Regions from separate parts of the Homo sapiens genome. Here region 2 is linked to region 1. Evidence: chromatin loops called from intact Hi-C (ENCODE). Cell type or tissue: Caco-2. All regions are shown on one strand. Links, peaks and the distances in the headings refer to the core of each region. The heading gives the core; the rest is flanking DNA.

Region 1 (4,385 bases), core at 81-4,080:
TGCTGTTGCCTCCTTCAGAATGACCCGTGCTGGGGAAATCTTCATGATGGCTTTCCTGATTTCCTGGAAAAAGTGTTTCTCCCTGCTCTGGGCCTTTCCCCCAGCATGGGTGGGCCTGACTTTCAGGCTCTTTCTGTGCCCAGTTATTTACATACTGACCCACCCGCTGAGCAGGCCTCCTTGGAGGCAGGACAGCCCAACTCTAGGCACCAGTATAGACACTGGACACTGTACTTAGGGTCAGTGGGTCACTGAGAGAATCAAATGTGATCAGTCCCCAGTGGTATTTCTTGGAGTCCTTAGGCTCTCTGGGTACAGCCATGTCCAGCATGGGCTTTTTAAAATGGCCAGTGACATCTGCGTGGCTTGTGATGTGTCTTGTACCCTGTGTAGGATTAGGCGTTTTCATTTTTAGGCCTGTCAAGGGGAGACCTTGGAGGGCTGGGGCACTGGGCAGTGAGACCTGCAAGAAGGCTCAGGCTCCTATCCTCACCCCCAGCCAACCCTTAGAGCCTGTATTTGGGTTAGGAAGGCACAGGTCTGGTTACTGTCCGGATGGGGTTGGGCTTATGTGTTGGTAGTGGCTCAGGAGATACTGGACAAGCGACTGTCTGCTTTGGGGTAGCTGTATCCCTAAGCGAAGCCACAAGCATCTTGGCAGAATAATTTTATGATCTGGGAGTATCCTTAATTTTCTTTTAAATTTATTTTTAGAGACAGGGTCTTACTCTGTCACCTAGGCTGGAGTGTAGCAGCAGGATCATAGCTCACTGTGATCTCAAACTCCTGGGCTCAAGTGATCCTCCTGCCTCAGCCTCCAGAGTAGCTAGGAATACAGGTGTGCACCCCCACATCAGCTAATTTTTTTATTTTTATTTTTGTAGAGGGGGGGTCTTGCTATGTTGCCCAGGCTGGTCTCAAATTCCTGGGCTCAAGTGATCCTCCTACCTCGGCCTCCCAAAGTACTGAGATTACAGGCATAAGCCACCATGCCCAGCACCAGGAGTATCATTAAGAAGCAGCAGACCTTTCATTCAGCCAGAAACAAATGAGAAAATACTAACCATGACAGAAATAAACTCTTACTTCCAAAAGGAGCATTTTTTACCCCATCTATGACTTGTGGAATAATTTTAACCCCTATTTACCAGATGAGGAGACTGGGACGGGGACGCATGAAGGGCCTGGCTCCGGGACTTATAGGTGAGAGCTCCTGCTTTGTCCCTCCTAGAACATCATTAAGAAATAATCCCAGCTTAAGCAGCACCTTGATGAGTGACCTTGCGATTGGAAGGCAGATTCTGTTGCAGGAACGGTAGCCTCTCTGCACTCAAAGGAGATGTGTGTGTGAAGGAGAAAGAGAGGAGAAGGGGTGTCTGTGGGGCTGATTTGAAGTTTGAACAGCATCACGCAGCTGGAAGCCAAGGCAAGGCATTTCATCCACAGGGATCATCTGCATCTTTCCTGCTATCTGATGACTCAGGAGCATCCATGCGCATTTACCAAGTACCTGCCCAGTGTCAGGTGTATCAGGGAGTGAATTTGGCTGCTTGAAAAGAAAAAGTGGAATAGTTGGTTTAAACAAATAGGGCTTATTTTTCTCAGTTGAGCAAGAGGCCCAGGGATAGAGTGCGGGGCTGCTGCAGTTGTCATGCAGTGTTCCTGGGTAGTTTTCATCCTCAGGGTTTCTTCGTGGGTGGAAAGTGGCAGCTGCCTATCCATGTCACCTGCAGGAAGATGCCAAAGGAAATTCATGGAGGAAGGGGTACTCCTGTGTCAGGGAAGGGAACTCTGTTTACAAAGTGCAAATCGACTCCCACTGTGATCGGAAGGTGGTTTTTAGCAGGATGCCCACCACGCGGAGCCATGCTGAGTTGTTGATTCTGCCTCCGCAGTCGCCCTGCATGCTTCCTAAGGTTCTCTTGCTCTGGGAAGCTGGGTTTGCCCGGTGGCGACCCACTCTCCTTCCTGGCTTCCAGACCTATATGGTCCCTGAATCTCACTCCACACGTGGCCCTGACACAACTTACCTCTGCCTTTCGTTCCTGAGACTAATTGCCCCATTTTTCCCCTCTCTCCTGCTTGTGATTCGGCCCCTTAACCAGATCCCAAGGTTGAGATTTGAGTGCTCCCTTAACCATCCAGGCACTGCCCGGCTATTGACTTGGGCTTCTTCACTCACCCACACACTTGATCCTGAGAGCTGGGCCTGAGTAGGTGTGGGGGCAAAGGAAAAACAAAGATAAACCTGACTCAGGCCTTGCTCTGCAGGTCCCCAGTCAAGGCTGGCTTTGCCCTCACCTATGCTTGAATTCTAGCAGAATCTGGTCGGAGTCATGTGCTTGGTCAGGAAGGGATGAGACAGCTTCTGCACTTTGTGCAAAGGGCTTAGAGGAGAATCCAGACATTCCTCTTCGCTGGGAGTAAACTAGCCACCTGGGGACAAAGAGCAAATCATAACAGGAGTCCGGGGAAACCCAAATATGCCTCAAAGGGGACTGGAATGACAGTTTCTTCTCCCTGGAGGCAGGCCTGAGATAAACTGAAGACTAGCAGTTTTTGCTTACTGAAAAAGAGGAACATGACTCAGTCCTTGGGAGGCACTCATGGCTCAGAAAGTGCCAACTCATCCCAACCAAGCATTCTCCTCTAAAATGGCCATTTCTCTCCTCTCTACCTGCCCTACTCTTAGCCATGCATCAAGGCTTGCTCAAATATGCCCTTCGATGGGAAGCTTATTCTTACACTGCAGGCGAATCAAACTCTTCCTTTTCTGTGCTTTCTTGGCACTTTTGAAAATAGTATCTTGATTGTAATTTATCTTTTATCATAATTGGGCTTGCTGATATGCCCTCCCACTGGGCTTCTTGAGGTCAAGAGCTATGTCTTTTTCATCTCAGTGTCCCTGGGCCCTGGCTTGAGCCTGACACAGAGGAGGTGCTCAGTGAAAGATGTAGCTTTTAACAAAATCTAATGTTACTGCCAGGGGTTGTCTGTTAGCTTTCCTTCATCTACAATCTCCAGGGTTGCATTCCGGCTGCTAGCTACCCTGACCCCCTCTCCACTTGCTCTGGACCTGCCATCACCACAGCCCAAAGCTCTGGGTTGCTAACAGCCTCTGTCCCCCACAGAGCCATTAGTAGGTGTCCTTTGGGGCAGAGGGCCCTGTGCCCAGCTCTGCAGGCCTAACGACACCATTCCTGAATGGCGACATGGATGTGTTTACCCAGCCTCTGTAACCTGACATGCAGCAGTCCTAATTGTCCTCTGCGTGAACCTGGTGCAGTATTTTAGTGTGTCCTATAGAATAATATTGAGAGAATGAACAAATCAGTGGCAGAACCTTCTGAGATTTGCCTAATTGCAACTCAAATTGTTCCCATATTGGAAATTACATGGCTAAGATGCCTTTTGGGGAACTGAATATTAGGAGCCCAGGAAGGTCAGCCAACAATGAGTTGCCAGACTTTTTCTCCATGAACTCTTACCGAGACATTTTCCTGCAATGAGACATGTATAGGTTGACTCAAAACAGATTTCACAATCACTTTATCCAATTTTGGACGGCTTAATTCGGCAGTTCACGTAACCCTCTTTAATCAGCCTCACGTTCAGGGGTTGTTGTTGTGGCTCAAGCACTTTGACGGGTAGATGGCACTCAGGTCAGTACCCCTAAATGGGGAGGCTCTGGCCAGTCACTGCCTTGGCTCTGGGAGCCTGGACTATATTTGGAACTCTTAGGGGCCCTGGGTCATTGTGAAGTCTCCAGCGAGGTAGGAAACCTGTGATTCTTGTTCCCAGGCGTGCTTTATGCCCTGAGTGGGATGCCCGGGGATGATGAAAGTGAAAGTTTTGTGTGTGTGTGTGTGTGTGTGTGTGTGTGTGTGTGTTAAGATTGTTCCAGTTTTGACACTGTTGTGAGGGGTATCGAGGTCTCTCAGGATTTTTGACTCTGACATTGAATAACAATAGGCTGGCTATCTGCCTAGTTCAGCACCCTCAGGGAAAAAGTAATTTCCTGTCTTTCCCTTTATGGCATTGGGGAAGCCATATGCCTGGACTTAGATTGGGAGGTAAGTCCAATTGCTGATATCTACCTTGTCACCTCTCAGGGGTTGAGGAAGTTGCAACCTCTACCAGGGAGACTTTTTTGTCTGGCACTTTAACTTTGCAAGCCCTTAGTTGTTGCTTGTTCCATGGGTAATCACAGCCATCCTGTGAGAGGGCCCCGGGAAAAACGATTCCTCTTTTACATATAGTGTAAACTGAGGTCTGGGCAGCTCAAGTGATTGGTCCAAGGTCATTCGGGGAGTTCATGGCAGAGTCAGGTCAGAACCAGCCTCCTACTCTCAGTGCGTGGGTCTCTTTTGTTTTGTTTCTTTATT
Region 2 (4,385 bases), core at 192-4,191, 70 kb before region 1:
ATCTGTGTATTAACAGCAGAAGTGAAGGGGCTCTCGGGCAGCCTTGGGGATTCTGGAAATGCCCACTGGAGGAGCTGAGGCTTGCTGGACACTGGGCGTGTGGTCCTTGGATCTTTCCCAGTGGCGCCATGGGCCACGGATTCCGGCGGGGCTCAGGATCCAGTGGCTCTCCTACCTCCTTTTCCTTCACGTGGGTTGTTGGGCCCCTCCTGCATGCAGCGCAGCCAGGTGGTGAAGGTGAGAGCCGCTGCTGTCGCTGCTCCTGGCCTGTGGGAGAAAAGTCCCTCCAAGGTCACCTTTGTAGCTTGTTCATGAGCAGAGCATCAATTGGATCTAATATTTTTACAAGATGCCCCCCAAATAAAGATCAGCATTTGGCTCAGTTCATTTCAGCAGAGGGCTCAGCTTTGTCTGCTGCCCTGTGTATGGAGGGATAGACAGGAAGCGCCACTTCTAGAGATAGCTCTGGCTGCTGCCTCTCAGGAATCCTGGCCTGGGCGGCCTGACGGGGCTACCAGCTTCCCTCCTGAGGATCTGTTGGTGGCTCACACCAGGTAGGTTTAGGGGTGAGGGCTGGGCGCACCTGGCCAGGGCCTCTCCGCAAGTGCAGAGCCCTTGGTCCATCTCGTGCCTCCACTGGGATCCCCGTGTCTCCGCTTCTGCCCTGTTTCAAACTCCAAACAAGATTTTCAGATGGCAGAAACTGAAGCTTGGAGGAGAACAACTTAGATCAAGTTGACTTAGTGTTTGCTCTCAGCCAACGAAGCCCTGAGGCTGCCTTCCTCAGGGAGCTTTGCCCACATTTCTGAAGAGTGTGCAGGGCACGTTTCTGGAGGACAGAGCCTGCATTTCCAGACAATGGCTTTCAGAGGATGCTCTCAGGTCTCCCGTGTGCCCTGCCTGTGGTTAAGTGTCTTTCTGCTACATAAACAGCTCAGAGACTCAACTCTCCCGAGACCGAGACCGGAGAGGAGCTCTTACAGTGGTAAGAATCCACCTTGCCTCTGGCAAAGTTGCTCTGGATGAGGTTGATTGAGCTGCATGCCTCCATTCCTTCCAGAACAATGTCCCTCCTCACCTACATCCATGCCCAGCCTTTGGAGCCAGGGGCCCCACAGGTGCTGGTTGCTGGGATAGATAAGGAAAGCCTCAAGCCCCTTCTGAGACCCTCCCTACTAGCCACACATCGGAAGGAACAGAACTTTGAGCTCCCTCATCTGTAGCCGAACCTAGTGTGAGAAGGAGGGTCAGAGGAGGCGAAACTTTGAAATCGCAGGGCCACTCCTCTGCCAGCCCCATCGGCCTCACTCTTGGAGACTCGGGGATGAGTCACTGCTCTGACAAGCGGGTCTTGAGGACAGTCCTTGCATGCACAGCTGATGGGGAAGGTTCCCTGCTCAGGCACCGCTTCCTTCCTTGAGCAGAGCAAAGGGCCATCCTCACAGAGAGGCTTGCTTCACCTGTCGCGTGTGGCCCTGGGACTCTGGAAGCTGCTAGTGTTGTGGTGGTGGCTGCTGTCCCGGTGCGGCAGAGGACACAGGAGGCACGCTCCTCCCGCCAGTGGGGAATTGCAGTGTGTTACGTGGCACGAGAGACTCCAGCGCTGTTCTGAAGATGCCAATCCATGCTTGGGTTGTTTGGATTTGCTGTTAATTTGGGGACTCTGGCTACCCCGTCAAAGGCATGGAGTGTGCAGTTTTTAATAATTGTGATCCAACCATGCCATGATATGGGCTTTCTGGTTTCCTGGACACTGGGCAGCAGTAGTTTGAAGTTGGGAGATATTTACTCTGCAAAGCATTTTTCCAAATGTTCTTTAAGCTGATGCTCCCAGACTTTCATCAGGAGCCGGGCAGTATCGCCTCCCCTCCCCGACTTGTTCTTCTGGGGTCTGATGGAAGGAGATGGGGTCTGGAGGCCTGCAGGGGCAGGGAGCCTTGTTTTACTGCATGGGAATGTTGCTGAGTCTATCTTCCTGATGTTGTTCTTACATTATTTCCTCTGGTTGGAGTGAACAGGGAAGTGGGGGCACATCTGTGTTCTATGAAAGCTGACCTGGAGCTCCCCACGCAGCGGGGTCCACCTTAACTTCCCTTTTGCGGTTGGAGTCGATAAAATGGGTTATTGAGTTGTCCTTGTGATGGGGCCTGTATTGTCGGATCCTGTCCAGGGGCCAAGAGGTGAACTCAGACAGGATGCGTGCTTTACTCTGTTTGATTGATTATGTAAACGGGTGCTATGCAAATTGAGAAGATGTCAATATCAGGGGCTGCAGGTTTTTAGGCAAAATTGTTTGGGGAGTAAAGTGAGCCTGAAGAACCAATATTTTGAAAAGTTATTGCGAGGGGAAGAGACAGATGAAGAAAAGAATTGTTTTCTCATTTTCCTTTAACAGTAATTTGAAAAAAAAAAAATTACCCTTTGAAATGTTGCCAGCAGTGAATGAGTAAAAACCAGTGAAAGTTCAAAAGTTAGAGTCCTACTCTGGTTTCAAATAAGGTACTTAATGATCCTTTCCCATCATTCAGCAGGAATACATATCCACAAAATCTCTCTAAAATTTGATTTTGTTCTCCATTTCAAGGGGAAAAAAAGTGTTGTGAACACTCTGAACCTGGTTCCCCTGGCCATGAAAAATTCTCATGAAACCAGTACAGAATTGGATTTTCAAAGCTGCCTTCAGAGGGGCCTTGGTGTGGGCTTCTGGGAGGGGTGTGGGGAAGAGCTGCCTACAAATTGGATGCACATATAATTGATATTTAAGTCTCTCTCTGGAAATTTCTACTTTGATAGTTTACATCTCTGCTTAATAACATATTAAATCATTTCATAACCCTTAACAACTGTTTAATCTTTTCATTGTTGAAAAATGAGGTAATTGATCTAAACTGTGTTTGACTATGCCAGGAAAAACTTATTTAAATGTACCACCCTTCACCATGGCATTCAGAGGATTCTAGGGACCCATTTGGGTTTTAGGGTGTTCCACCTCCCCCACGATGGGGGTCTCACCCTGAGTGAGGTCAGGAGGCTGGTGGGGCTGTAACAGTTCTGGGAAGTTTGGAGCCTGGCCTTTGGCCCTTAGGCTTCAGTGTTGCTGCCATCTAGGATTTTGGCTCCTAACTGGGCACTGTCAAAAACATGCTTTTTTGGCCGACAGCATGTTCTATGATTTCTCACTGTGTTCAGCACGGTTGTTTGTGCACCATCACAGTTAGAATGCTCATGGCTGGGAGAGAGCGGGAGGGAGATCAAGTAAAAGCGAGAGAGAGAGAAAGTAAGTGCTCTGCTATTCCAAAAACAAGTATGCCTTCTCCTTGGGAATGACACCAAAGAATACCTTCTAAATGAAGTATGTTTCCCTTCAGAGATTACAGCATCAGATGATCAAAGTCCCCTGGAAATAGCTTTTGGCAACCCTGAGTTTCTCCGTAACTCTTCTTTGACTTAAGCGGGGCGGCCCTGTGCTGGGAGCAGCAGCTGTCTTTAGAGGCCTGAAGAACCAGGTGTGGGGACAGAGAGGTGCCCTGTGTCTCTGCTGACTGCTTTGCAAACCCTGTGGCCTCACGCTGGTTTGGGGCATTGGAGATGGCTTTGTTTCTCTGGAAAACTGATTATGGTACACAGGCTGGCATCCTGTGTCCGATAACGCAATGCAGGCATCTTCTCAACTTAAGCAGGGCTTTGGCAACCCTGGTGAAATGTATTGTCGTCAGCTACGTGTCCTGACGTCCTCCATGGAGTTGAGGAATGTTTGGACCTTGGCCCTTGAGCCCTTTCTGGTTTAAGTTTAATGAAAGTCCAGGCAGTCTAAATGTCTACCTGGCAGCAGGGAAGAGACCCTTCACGTTAATTATTGCTAAGCTAAACCGTCTCCTTCCAAGCCCTATAGACAGGCCTACACATTTGTATACATTTTATATGGTCTATTTCCATTATAAATTGCCCATAAATTAAACGCAGATTTTCTTGGGAACATCTTAAAAAAAAGGGAAAAGATCTGTATGATACATGTTTCTGGTATTGGAGGTGACGTGAATTACAAGGAGGGAGGGCAGTCCAGAGCGCCAGCTCCCCAACATGGAGGTCAGGCGTCTGGGTTAAGGCAACCCGAGTTGTGTGTGAACGGATGTGCGGTGTGCCTTTTCTCCATCATTCATGTTGTGGGCTGCACATCATGATTTAGAAAAGGATGGAGAGGAATGATTGACCTAGACAAGCTAGAGTGGGCTGGAAGGGGACAAGGGGGACAGTGCAGGGTGTTGAGTGTTTCTCCTCTTCCCCAAAGAACATCCTCAGGCTGAGGCTGGGTGCATTTGTCTCTAGGACAGCTGTTCTCGGCCACCGTGTGGTAATGCATTGGGGAGCTTTCTTCATTGTGAGGT

The links. Hi-C counts contacts between places; a loop is a spot of excess contacts. Peaks named below come from ENCODE experiments on the same cell type or tissue, not always from the same donor. Only the 100,000 strongest peaks of a DNase experiment are listed, where the experiment ranks them.
Region 2: a loop joins it to region 1, with 2.2 times the contacts of the local background. A loop is called at or near these places in 9 of 110 quality-filtered maps.

What each region holds. Positions count from the first base shown.
Region 1 is chr2:19,784,838-19,789,222 of GRCh38, reverse strand. No RefSeq gene overlaps it. Among named protein-coding and RNA genes, the nearest start is that of LINC00954, 82 kb to the left of the region's middle. RefSeq lists an enhancer at 1,878-3,077. In Caco-2, for the core only: no CTCF peak of the experiment used is centred there; a DNase peak (open chromatin) is centred at 2,412.
Region 2 is chr2:19,855,057-19,859,441 of GRCh38, reverse strand. No RefSeq gene overlaps it. Among named protein-coding and RNA genes, the nearest start is that of LINC00954, 12 kb to the left of the region's middle. In Caco-2, for the core only: no CTCF peak of the experiment used is centred there; no DNase peak of the experiment used is centred there.